3 separate regions of the Homo sapiens genome follow, and regions 2 and 3 are each linked to region 1. A link is a contact called in ENCODE Hi-C or POLR2A ChIA-PET data. All regions are on one chromosome and are shown on one strand. The core of a region is the stretch at or near the end of the contact, and the rest is flanking DNA. Distances in the headings are between cores, read along the strand shown. Region 1 overlaps ATP8B4 (ATPase phospholipid transporting 8B4 (putative)). Region 2 overlaps FAM227B (family with sequence similarity 227 member B). Region 3 holds the start of FGF7 (fibroblast growth factor 7).

Region 1 (3,784 bases), core at 1,050-3,549:
CCTTATTATCAAGACCAAAAGAGTCTTTATTATAAAGACTAATAAAGACTAAAATCCTAAGTGAAGGGGGAATTACTGAAACATCTTAAGCAAAGAAGTAACTTGAGATTTTTATTTTAAAATATCACCCTAGCTAGGTGGAAAACAAATCAGTGGTAACACAAGAATAGATATGAAAAGAGCGATGAGGAGGTCTTTGCATTAGTCCAGGTGAAAGATGATGCACAGCTTGGATCAGGGTGGGGACAGAAGGAACGACCATGAATGGTAATAATTACTGACATTTATCAAGCTCTTACTATGTGTACTAAGAGTTTTACATTTTACAGCTCATCTTATCCCACAACATTCTTATGAAATAGGTACTATTATTTCCTTTCTGTAGAAGGGAAATCCAAGGTTCAGAGAGATTAAGTAACTTACTAACTTACACGAGTTGACACAGCTTGTAAGTGGTGATTGTAAGAGCCAGGATTTGGATCTAGCAATAGACATTCTGCTCCAGAGCCCACCCTCTTCACCACTGTGCTGCCCCAATTCATTGCAAAGCAGTTATCTCTTCTGCTTTCAGAGTAATCTGCCCTTGCTCTCTCTTCCAGTCTGCATTTCAAGCCTGCTGCCACTTTCTTACCAAAGGAAATTCAGTTTATTTACCTTCTCCTCTCTAGTCAAGCCCTTCAGGCAGAGCCCTCGTTCTACTGCCTGATGTATGCTTACAGTTTCCTTGGATTCTCTTTCAGTTCCCCTCAAGAATGATTCTCTTGGCCCCTAACAAAGCTCAATGCAGACAAATAGTAGACATAACCACTCCCTTACTTTAGCTTTCAACAGAAGCACAGTGGCCAAAGTCCTTTATATTTCCAGCATTTACTACTTGGTGGGGGGGTGGGGTGAAGGTGGGGAATAAAGTAAAGAAAATGGAGTAAAAATGACAAATTTTTCAGAGATGGGCTACCAAATAAAATATTAATAAAATGGGAAGTATTATTTTTTCTAGAGATCCTCATTATACATGCAAATTAAGTATATTGCTTAAGTAAACAAAGCAAATAGAAAATAACAAACTCTGCTATATTAGCAAACATTTGGAGCATTTGGGAGATTGCCTCAATTTTTCCACTGGCAAAATGGAACTAATAACATTTCTCATATATTTATAGGACTATCATGGAAATGAGAGCATAGATGTAAAAATATTTCTGCTAAATTGAAAGAATTATGCAAATATAGGATTTTTGTGAGTGATCCCAAATAATTCAACTGTATCAAGAAATGCAATGTACTAGTCAGGATAACCAGCTATGCTACAGTAATAACTCCAAAATCTTCACAGCTTAACCCAGTAAGAGTTTGTTTCTTGTTCATGCTACTTGCCCAACATGAGTCTCCTCATCAGATACTCATAACGGAGCACCCACCATCTCCAATGCTTCGAGGTATATTACCAGAGGAAAAAGAAGCTCTGAACAGTCTCACTCTCAAATGTAATGCTTCAACCCAAATGCTCACAACTTACTGGCCAAAAGAGTCACCATGGGTCCAAAAGACAGAAAGCTAGAAACATTAATGGATATCACTAATGGCTATTGCAACCAGTAATGGACGCTAACCTAGTATTTTGAGAGTAAGAGACATATCTACTAGCAAATATATCAAAAACCAACTGGCTGGGCACGGTGGCTCACGCCGGTAATCCCAGCACTTTGGGAGGCTGAGGCAGGCGGATCACAAGGTCAGGAGATCGAGATCAGCCTGGCTAACATGGTGAAACCCCATCTCTACTAAAAATACAAAAAAATTGGCCGTGTGTGGTGGCAGGTGCCTGTAGTCCCAGCTACTTGGGAGGCTGAGGCAGGAGAATAGCATGAACCCAGGAGGCTGAGCTTGCAGTGAGCCGAGATCGTGCCACTGCACTCCAGCCTGGGCGACAGAGGGAGACTCCGCCTCAAAAAAAAAAAAAAAAAAAAAAAAAACAAAAAAAAAAAAACACCAACCTCAGCACTTTAAATTCAGTCCTGTTAACGACACATGTAATATTCCTTTGACTATTTCCTCTCCCCATCAGCTAAACAATGTGCCAAATTCCTTAGTTTCACGAACTGGATAGATTCATCTCCCATCCATAATTCCAGGGTCAAATTAGCTTAAGGCAAGTACATGGCCCACCCTCCTAATTACAATTTTGAATTCAGACACTGGCACATAAACTACGTCAATTCTGAAATTTGCTGATAATGTAAGCTTTCTCTTTTCTATTGCATTCCAATCTGGAAACAAGTAGCCCTAGAGATTACTAACAGCAACTTGGGGCTATGAGTGGGGAGGCTGCCAAGAACAAACTCCGCACTAAAAATGCAGGGCCAAGAAATGCAGAGAAAGAAACTAGACCAAGCCTCTCCTGAGACTAGCCCTATCTCTGGACTTTTCAGCTACATGATCTGTCCATTCAACTCAAACTAAGTCAATTTGAGTTGGTTTTTCTTTTACTCTCAACCAACCAAACACCAGGTAAGAACATTCATAATATATGCAAGATCAGTTTGCTTTTTAAATAATAGCTTACTTGTATCTCTATGTTTGTCTTAAAGAATGCATCCCAGAAGGCTTAAACCCAAATGAGCTCAGCAGTTGTCCAGAGACACTGCCTACGTCTATGAATCCCACAAGCCCCAGGAGCTTTTGCAATCAGTACCACAGTTTCCTCACTATCAAATCATCATCCCACATTTGATGAAACATTTGTACATCATGACAACTATAAAAAGTAACCTTCCAGAGCTTGAGGGGGAAAACATCTAGCCCTTCTTGCCACAAAAGGAGGCAAATACAGTATTTTTATGGTACAATCCAGATTCCAGAGACAGAAATAATCCTGACTAATAAGGGAGAGATTATCTCTAAGCCATAAAATAAAAAACAAAAAGGGATTGTGTCCACAAACTACTGGCATAAAAGAGGAAGTAGCCAAAAGGCATTTGTACCGCTCAGAAAATATGTGAATTACCCATGTTCATGCAAAGAACCCAAAAGAATGCATGTATGGGACCTGGAGATTAGACATCTGGTACCTCACTGATACCAGGAAGAACCCCTGGTAGTTCCTCAGTATCAGCTGACTGTTGCCTGGTGCAGAGTCCACAGCTTTCCAGGATAGGGGCAATGGAAAGACGACAGTGCTCTTCTACGAACGCTGCTGAGGAAGCCTCAATCACAGAAGAGGCTTTGCAGAGTGTGTCAATCAATACTGACTACACTCATCATCACCACCACCACCACCACCATCATCTTAACGTTCTCCTGAGCCTCAGCTCCCAGACTTGAGCAGAAAACGTGTATGAGGAGGCAAAGAGCAGAGGGCACATATCCCCCAACATTCATTCATTCATTCATTCAACTAATTTTTGTTAAAGTCCTTCTGTGCTTCAGGCAATAATGTTATTGAGCCAGGGCTACAGACATGAGTAAGCAAAGACCCTCCCATCATCGAGTAAGTTTGTATGTTAGTTGTGGAGAGAGAGGCAGGAACAAGCAGACAATAAACTTGTAAACTGATGACACAATTTCAGGAGGTGATCATCAAATACTATGACAAAAACAATGAACAATAGAGCAAGAGCACCTTGCCTGCCAAGACTCCCTCAGGAAGCCTTCTTGCTTGATTTTCCAGGTTAATGCAGTATCAAGATTACCCTACTTGGTGAGACCAGTGGGAATACGTGTCCCCTAGGGGTGCTCGTTTCCTGGGTGCCCAAAAGAATCCTTTGGGCTATGAGAAATAAAAAAG
Region 2 (4,375 bases), core at 1,770-4,269, 580 kb before region 1:
TAACTGATGGAACAAGTTTATTTCAACTTCAGTGCTCATAATTTGGGCTTTTTCTATTTCACTGTCACTTTTGAAAAAGTCAATTTTGAATAACATGCATACATTACTAAAGGTCATTTGCTTATGTTTCAGGTTGACACCTTAAAAAAATACAGCTACATGTTTTATGTATATGTATATATCTTACATGATTTTGACTTGGTTCATGATGGAGGTAACTTATACAAGTTGTTTACAAGAAAATAAATGACTCATAAAACATCTGTAAAATAAATGTAAGACTGAATGAAATAAATGTAAAATGGTACTTGAGTCATTTATTTTCTTATAAGACATTTGTCTATAACAGTTGATATAAAATTATATTACTCTGTTTTCAAACATATTTTCTTTTAGAGAAACATTTCTTGGTTAGAGATAATTATACCACTTATCGAATACTGTCTATACAGAAAACTGCTGTTTATTCCAGGGATACTCTTAAAATTAAATTAAATTTAATTCTATTTCTACTTGAAGGATATGGAGCATTACAATTATATTTAATTTTAATACATTATATGTGATTTATAAGCACTATCTTTACTTCATTCTGAAATCTCAGACCAACAAATCACTTGGCTTTTCATGGCACAATTTTTACTCCCTTTCTTAGAGTCAGAACAAGAAAAATTTATTTCTGTAGTCAAGGCCAAAACAGTGGCTTATGAATTAAATTATTAGGTGTTGCTTCAATAAAGTATTGAATTGAAATAATTCAATAAAGTATTTACTTAAATTCCTTGATTTTACTATAAGGCAGACAAAAAGTAGCCAAGGAACTTCATTTGCAAGAACTAATTAGCAGTTGTCAGAGAATGAAATAATCTTCATTATCAAGACACTGGTTACAACTAAGTTATGCCTTTAAAAGTGATTGATAATAGCAGTAATGAGATTGAGAAGCTACTGGCTGAAACATATTGTCATTATCTTTCAATTTTTTACGACTCTAAGAAGTCATAATGATAAGCAAACTCAAAATGAGAAATGGTGATAAAGAGAATGGAGAAAATGTAAATCCACATCAAACCAAAGAATTCTCACCTTCACAGTACAATTAAGAGTTTAATGATTCCATCTTTTCATTAGAGGATGGCATTAAATAGAAATGGTAGCTATGCTTTAACATATTTCTTAATTCTCTGGTAAAATTTAAGCCCTGCATACAACCATAATCAAAATGGGACATTCTAATGTTGCTCCATCTTTTGAAGACCACGGTATTATGATCAAAGCGTGGAAAATGATGGAATTCTAAAATGTTACTGTAGATTGTAAATTAAAGAGGAAGACAGGGATAGAAAAACCACATGTGAGAATACTTTAAGTGGCACCTTATAATTCTTTAACACTGGGAACACTGAGTACATATTAAATATTTTTAAAATTAAAACACTATCATTATCACTATATTTTAAAAAGTCAGATATGAAATTTTTTGGTGCTGAGCAAATTTCTTTTTTATTACCAATAAGCAATTCTGTTGATCCTACATATCTAGTACAGCTACAATTTCACTGTGGATCTAGATCACAAAGTGATTTTCTTATGCCAAATTTAGGACAAGTATATACAAAACCACTATCACTTCAAACTTAATATCTTCATAAAAACTCCAACACATTATCACTCCCACCTAGTAAAAATAGCATCCCCTTAACTTTTATGATACCTTAATTCTCAAAATGACCTGTGTTTGAAATGATATTTGACTTCTCTAACTTCTTTTGCTTTAGCCTCAACATCCATTGGGCCTGGAAGTTGAAAAAATGGGCATAGCAAGAGGAATGTGTAAATGTGATAGAAATAATTTGGATCATTGCTGTTAAGTATAAATGAGTATTTGTGATCTATCATATTTGCTGAAGTTTGACATTAAGGTGGTACATTCCAGTATTATGTATCACTTTCTAGAAGATCAATGAAGTAGAAATGCAGTGACAAGGGTGTCATCTAGAAAGAATGAAAAGAAATACATCCAAGAACTCAAACAGCTTGCTGGGAGAAATTCCAGGATGTAAGGACACCAAGGGAACTACTGCAGCCCACCTGGAACATATTTGTTGTGTTTGTTCCACATCTTGTGCCTGAGATGGTTACCAATTCATGTATAATATAAACTGTTTTTCTTGAGTAGATGTGAAAGTGAAAAGTCTTGTTGATACTCTTTTCTATGCTACAGCTTATTAGAAAAGATAAGTACTTTTAAAGGGAGTAGAAAAACTAATTCAGAAAGGAAGCCAAGAAGAAAAATTCTAAAGAGGCTAGGGAATCCAAACCATCATTAAGAATATGGCAAATGTGAGGCCGGATACAGTGACTCGTGCCTGTAATCCCAGCACTTTGGGAGGCCGAGGTGGGTGGATCACCTAGGTCAGGAGTTCGAGACTAGCCTGGCTAACATGGCAAAACCCCTCCTCTACTAAAAATACAAAAATTAGCTGGTGTGGTGGCACAACCTGTAATTACAGCTACTCAGGAGGCTGAAGGAGGAGAATTGCTTGAACCTGAGAGGCGGAGGTTGTAGTGCACCTAGATGGCGCCACTGCACTATAGCCTGAGCTACAGAGTGAGACTCTATCTCAAAATAATAATAATAATAATAATAATAATAATAATAATAATAATAATAATATGGCAAATGTAATGAATTTATATACAGAAGAAAGATGACAGATATGTAGAGTACTGAACATAGTTAAGTAATCAATGACTTGTTTTATTCAAAAATGGAAAGTTATGATTTTCTAATCAAGAATGGCGAATCTGGTCTTTTTGAGAGTGACAACAGCATCTCATGCTTTATGTAACAATAATGAGCATCCAGAAAAGCTAGCTGACATTAGGTAATTTCTTGGCTAGGAAGCAGCTGAACACAGGTTTGACAGTTTGCTGAGTGGGGAGCTGTGGTCTTCCTGACACGTGTATCAAGATCTAAAGGGCAGCCAGAAAAGACGTATCAAGCTAACTAAATGCTGACACATGCAGGAATAAATGACAGCACCGGAAGAAACTTGGAATCCCTCGTGACAGTGAAGTTCTGGATAAGAAAGTGAAAGACATGACAGCACAGGTGTTGTTTTCATTTTTTCTTCTAGTTTTATCTCATGACTTTAGAAGTGAAAAAAAAAAAAAAGCTGTGAAAGTAAACACCTGGCCATTAACAACAGTGTTGAAAATAAGACTTGTCTTTCTGGCTGTTAGCTTAGAATAACTGAAAAAATAGGCTCCTGGAGTTTTATGTACATTTTATGAAGAACGCATTTGAAGTAAAGTGAAATTGGGGTGCATTAGTTAAGATTCAGTTTGGCTTAAAAAATTGTTTATTTCTCCATGCAATAAACATCTGGAGGAGTGACAACTCTGCTCCACAAAAACATCTGGAAGTTTCCAAGTCCATTTAGCTCACCGTTCCATAATCTCTTTGTTCTCATAACCCAAGGTAGAATCCAAATTCCAGCAGGAAGGTGGAATAAAGTGATTAAAAGTGAGCATAAAGGGCTTCTGCTGGGTACCTTTTATGGAAGACTTTTGGAAGTTGCCATAGGACACTTCAGTTAAATCGCATCAGCTAAAACTTGGTCACATGGCCACATTAAGCTGCAAAAAAGACTGGGAAATGGAAAGTTTATTTTGTGCAGTCAGCTAAAAATTCTATTGCTATGGAAAAAGGAGAGAATAAAAGTTGGGAACAATTAAAAGTCTTTGCTCAGAAAGTTGGGGAGAAAAATGCGTACATATGATTGAAGGAATGAACATCACAATGAATGACATTATACTGTCATAAGCTTGAAGACTTAAGGGGCAAAGATATGACAAGAAGAGAATAGAAAGCTTATTATGCCTCATAAGAAAAGGGCTAGAATCAAAACGTGTAACTTCAAATGGGTAGAAAAAAAGCACAGATGTAATGATAAATAGTAGATGGAAAAGTTACATGACATTACAGATGAAGACATTTCCCAAATTTGCTAATGACAAATAAGAGAAAGGAGTATCTAATTTTTTGGGTACCATACATTTTAATATACTCATGTATCAGTTATTTGTGATTTATTCCATGCCAAATTATAAACAGAATTAAAGTGGCTGAATTAAAACTCACCATTTCTTAAGCAATTGTATGTGGACCACTCATGTTTCCAAAGGTACTTGGGGGATTAATTTAACTAAAGGCATACTGTAATCTTTTTTCAACTGAATATTTTTTAAAAACATTTTTGTATTTTTTCAATTTAGAAAAGAATGGTTTGAGTGCCTCCACAAACATATCAAATATGAATGCCAGGAATTTAGAAAGATGAGACAGATTTACTCACAGTTTAGTTAACTC
Region 3 (3,913 bases), core at 1,390-3,889, 630 kb before region 1:
ACAGGATATGGAACAGAATAAGATGTAAGAATGAAAAGTAATGAAAATATTTAATTATGTTCCCTTCTACTGATTATATTATACATGATTATGAACGAGGCAAAGTTTTGTTTTTCTTTTTCAGATGGAGTCTCGCTTTGTCACCTAGGCTGGAGTGCAGTTGTGCGATCTCTGCTCACTGCAAGCTCTGCTTCCCAGGTTCACACCATTTTCCTGCCTCAGCCTCCCGAGTAGCTGGGACTACAGGCGCCCGCTACCATGCCCGGCTAATTTTTTTGTATTTTTAGTAGAGACGGGGTTTCACTGTGTTAGCCAGGATGGTCTCGATCTCCTGACTTTGTGATCCATCCGCCTCGGCCTCCCAAAGTGCTGGGATTACAGGCGTGAGCCACCATGCTGGGCCAGTTAATTCTTTGAAGCCAGCAATGGTGTGTTAAAAAAGAAAATTCAATCTACAAATAACAAAAAAAAGACAATAGTTCAAAGTATTCCTGTGCTTAATCTATCACTATAGGTCTATTAAAACAAGAGCAACAAACGGTTGCCAATGTATAACTTAAAACATCCAGAGGGTTACCCCATCTACAGTTGCCTAAAGTTATTCTTAGTTCCTGGAGAATTCATTTAGAAGCATAAGCATAATAAGGGCACAGTGAAATCTAAGTTTGGTTCTCCATTATAGCTGTGGTCCTAATGAATTGTGGGCCCATCCTGAATTAATAATTCTCCAATAAAAATGATAATCAAAGAATTTAAACCATTGATACAGTTCCCTTGTTGATATTAATCTGTTCATTAATATTACTTGGATCATATTTCCAAATTACAGAGTGTAATAGCATCTAATGCACTTTCATAGATCACAATTTTATTCTTTTGTTTCCCATTTTACAGTTAATCCTATGTAGCAGATATTAAGGAGGCACTAAGCACTCTTTGCTAACAAACTATCCATTTCTTTCATTTAAGTATTTAGCACTTAGTTAGCAAATGTGGACTTCTCACTTACTGATTTCTTGGTTTAAAAACTGTAGGTTCAGTATGGAACAAATGGATTTAGTAGCTCTTGAATATCTTTACACTGTAAACTTACTATTGATAACTTTTATTTCTTTAGAAGCAATATCTAAGTCCTAGGAATTCTGAGCCTGCTCATTATTGTTACCTCCCAAACTAGCGGAGTGTGATTCAGAACACAATAACATTATATTTTCTTTCCTCCTTCTCTTCCTCCTTTTAGAGAATACATGATAGGATGTTTTCAGCTTTCTAGCTTTCAACAGATGCAATGATCAAAGAGTCTGTCCCCCTCTGCTTTAATAAATGTGGAACATTCAACATTTGGCATATGAAGAGTAACTGGGTACATCTGAACTATTCTGTGCTCTTCATTCTGTTCCCTAAAGGGACAGATACAAAGAGAAATCACATAAACTATAATCCAGTTGAGTAGATTTAATTTCCTTTTCCTATTTGGTCTACATGCACCACCTGGTGGTAAAGTAGTGCATTTCACATAGAGAGAGAGAGAGAGAGAGAGAGAGTGTGTGTGTGTGTGTGTGCGCGCGCGCGCGCGTGCACGCGTGTGTGTTTTGAGGAGTATATAACATGAAAAAGATAATTTTAATATACTTTCTTAATACTGATTTAGATAGACAACACAATTATTCTACACCAAGAATCTAATACAACACTTGAGCACTACTTCATGTATAACAGAACAGGAAGTAAAGGAGAGAACTCATGCTGGAAAGTAAAATAGCTTTCACTTATTTACCTTAGCAATACATATTATAATTCCATCTCTAAATTAACATTTATTGTTCCAATATTCTTATTGAGGCAAAAATCAAACACTGATAATCAATGTGAAACCATTTCCTCCTTTTTAAAGAATAACAGCTTTTAAAAGTAGGTGCCCTGTTCCTTATATTAGTAGTGAGTATAAGTCACAGATCACAGAATTGTAAAGCACCATAGAGGCATTAGACCAATACACCAATTTTACAAATGTAGCAGCTGAGACTCTGGAACAGCAGGTAACTTGCCCGAAGTCATACTGGTCATTAGTGGTCCAACACAAATAAGAATCTAGATCTTCTCACTTTCAGCCTAGGAATATAATACATAAAAATTGTACTTATATTCATATTCAATGAATTGTCTCTGTATGATGTGATAATATTCAACTTATCTACACAGTGCTTTAAGGCACTCATATGTTAGTTAACACATACCAGTTTTGTTCTAACATTCTGAGCACAAAGAAGTAATTGAAGAAATGCATGTATCATAAAGCTATGGAAAAGATTTTCTAAGTATTAAAAAACCCTATATATATGTTCAAATGAATAATTTTCCAAGTATAATACAACTGCTATATTGCAAAGAAGGTTTAAAAAATTCCCTTTCCCCTTCTAACTGCTTCAGAACCAGAGATCTGTTTCTACAAAGTAGGTACCCACTTGTAGATTTAAGCATAAAACATGTTCATAGCTCCCTCTCATGACCATTGAATACTATACAAGCCTCCTTTTATTCTCGCTGTTGTATTCAACTAACAGCTCACTGGCTAAGTTTTAATTGCTTCCAATGAGGTCAGCAAAGGTATTTATCGAAAAGCCCTGAATAAAAGGCTCACACACACACACAAGCACACACGCGCTCACACACAGAGAGAAAATCCTTCTGCCTGTTGATTTATGGAAACAATTATGATTCTGCTGGAGAACTTTTCAGCTGAGAAATAGTTTGTAGCTACAGTAGAAAGGCTCAAGTTGCACCAGGCAGACAACAGACATGGAATTCTTATATATCCAGCTGTTAGCAACAAAACAAGTAAGTTACTGTTATTTGTCTTTTAAAACAATGCTGAATGTTTTCTAAAAGTTTATCTCTTTTTCTGATTTTAGTACTGAGCAGGAAAGTAAAGTTACAAGATTTTTGAGCCATGTAACTATAGTAATTATGCTGTAGAACATAAAGATAAGGTTGAAGTTCTCCAGAGCAATCCTGACATTTAACTTAAAAAACCTGGGCAGTTCAGGAGAAAATAATTGATTAACCACAAATGTAAAAGCATATAATAAAGAAGTCTAGGGAGAAAGCAGTTACACTTTGTTAGCAGTAATTGTAAAAACTTAATTTAAATCAATAGTTCTGAGTGCAGTATGGTTCTCACAAAATAGCAATTGGAATGAATGGTACAGTCATATTCTGTTTTGTCTCTACTCATGCATAAATTTTATAAATCTACACATAAAGTGGTAAAGATTTTGACATCCTCTGTGAAGGCTGTTTTAAATGTATCTTCAAAGAATAACCTATACTGTATTCTAATGCTACTACTTACCCACTAAAATTTACACATACAATTTTTTATCTTCCTCTCTCCTCCCCTCCCTATTCTTAATCTCTCATTGCAAACAGAAGTCAAATAGCAAACAGCGTCACAGCAACTGAACTTACTACGAACTGTTTTTATGAGGATTTATCAACAGAGTTATTTAAGGAGGAATCCTGTGTTGTTATCAGGAACTAAAAGGATAAGGCTAACAATTTGGAAAGAGCAACTACTCTTTCTTAAATCAATCTACAATTCACAGATAGGAAGAGGTCAATGACCTAGGAGTAACAATCAACTCAAGATTCATTTTCATTATGTTATTCATGAACACCCGGAGCACTACACTATAATGCACAAATGGATACTGACATGGATCCTGCCAACTTTGCTCTACAGATCATGCTTTCACATTATCTGTCTAGTGGGTACTATATCTTTAGCTTGCAATGACATGACTCCAGAGCAAATGGCTACAAATGTGAACTGTTCCAGCCCTGAGCGACACACAAGAAGTTATGATTACATGGAAGGAGGGGATATAAGAGTGAGAAGACTCTTCTGTCGAAC

Evidence for each region. A loop is a pair of places that touch in the nucleus more often than their neighbours do. ChIA-PET counts read pairs that join two places held with the same protein, here RNA polymerase II (POLR2A). Pooled maps may share reads with other maps.
Region 2: a map of mammary epithelial cell shows a loop between it and region 1 (6-fold over the local background). The contact joins two enhancer-like sites. A Hi-C loop is called at or near these places in 1 of 168 maps with a recorded cell type or tissue (mammary epithelial cell), 1 of 37 single-sample maps with no recorded cell type and 8 of 50 pooled maps.
Region 3: a map of IMR-90 shows a loop between it and region 1 (4-fold over the local background). The contact joins the promoter of FGF7 here to the enhancer-like site in region 1. A Hi-C loop is called at or near these places in 10 of 168 maps with a recorded cell type or tissue (IMR-90, MCF 10A, PC-3 and 6 more), 2 of 37 single-sample maps with no recorded cell type and 25 of 50 pooled maps. POLR2A ChIA-PET finds 5 or more read pairs at or near these places in 2 of 52 experiments (AG04450 and BJ).

What each region holds. Positions count from the first base shown.
Region 1 is chr15:50,052,837-50,056,620 of GRCh38, forward strand. All of the region lies in intron 3 of ATP8B4 (ATPase phospholipid transporting 8B4 (putative)), which reads right to left. Among named protein-coding and RNA genes, the nearest start is that of ATP8B4, 65 kb to the right of the region's middle. Within about 2 kb of position 2,300, at least 12 of the 41 ENCODE cell types and tissues checked have a DNase peak (open chromatin) inside an H3K27ac peak, as active enhancers do; they include IMR-90 and sigmoid colon, where a contact is called at or near this core.
Region 2 is chr15:49,468,857-49,473,231 of GRCh38, forward strand. All of the region lies in intron 11 of FAM227B (family with sequence similarity 227 member B), which reads right to left. The region is part of intron 2 of FGF7 (fibroblast growth factor 7); the gene reads left to right. Among named protein-coding and RNA genes, the nearest start is that of FGF7, 48 kb to the left of the region's middle. RefSeq lists an enhancer at 3,203-3,252. Within about 2 kb of position 3,020, at least 2 of the 41 ENCODE cell types and tissues checked have a DNase peak (open chromatin) inside an H3K27ac peak, as active enhancers do.
Region 3 is chr15:49,420,603-49,424,515 of GRCh38, forward strand. FGF7 (fibroblast growth factor 7) reads left to right here and starts at 2,640. Exons shown (of 4, transcript NM_002009.4): 1 at 2,640-2,838; 2 at 3,430-3,913. The coding sequence starts at 3,696. The region is part of intron 11 of FAM227B (family with sequence similarity 227 member B); the gene reads right to left.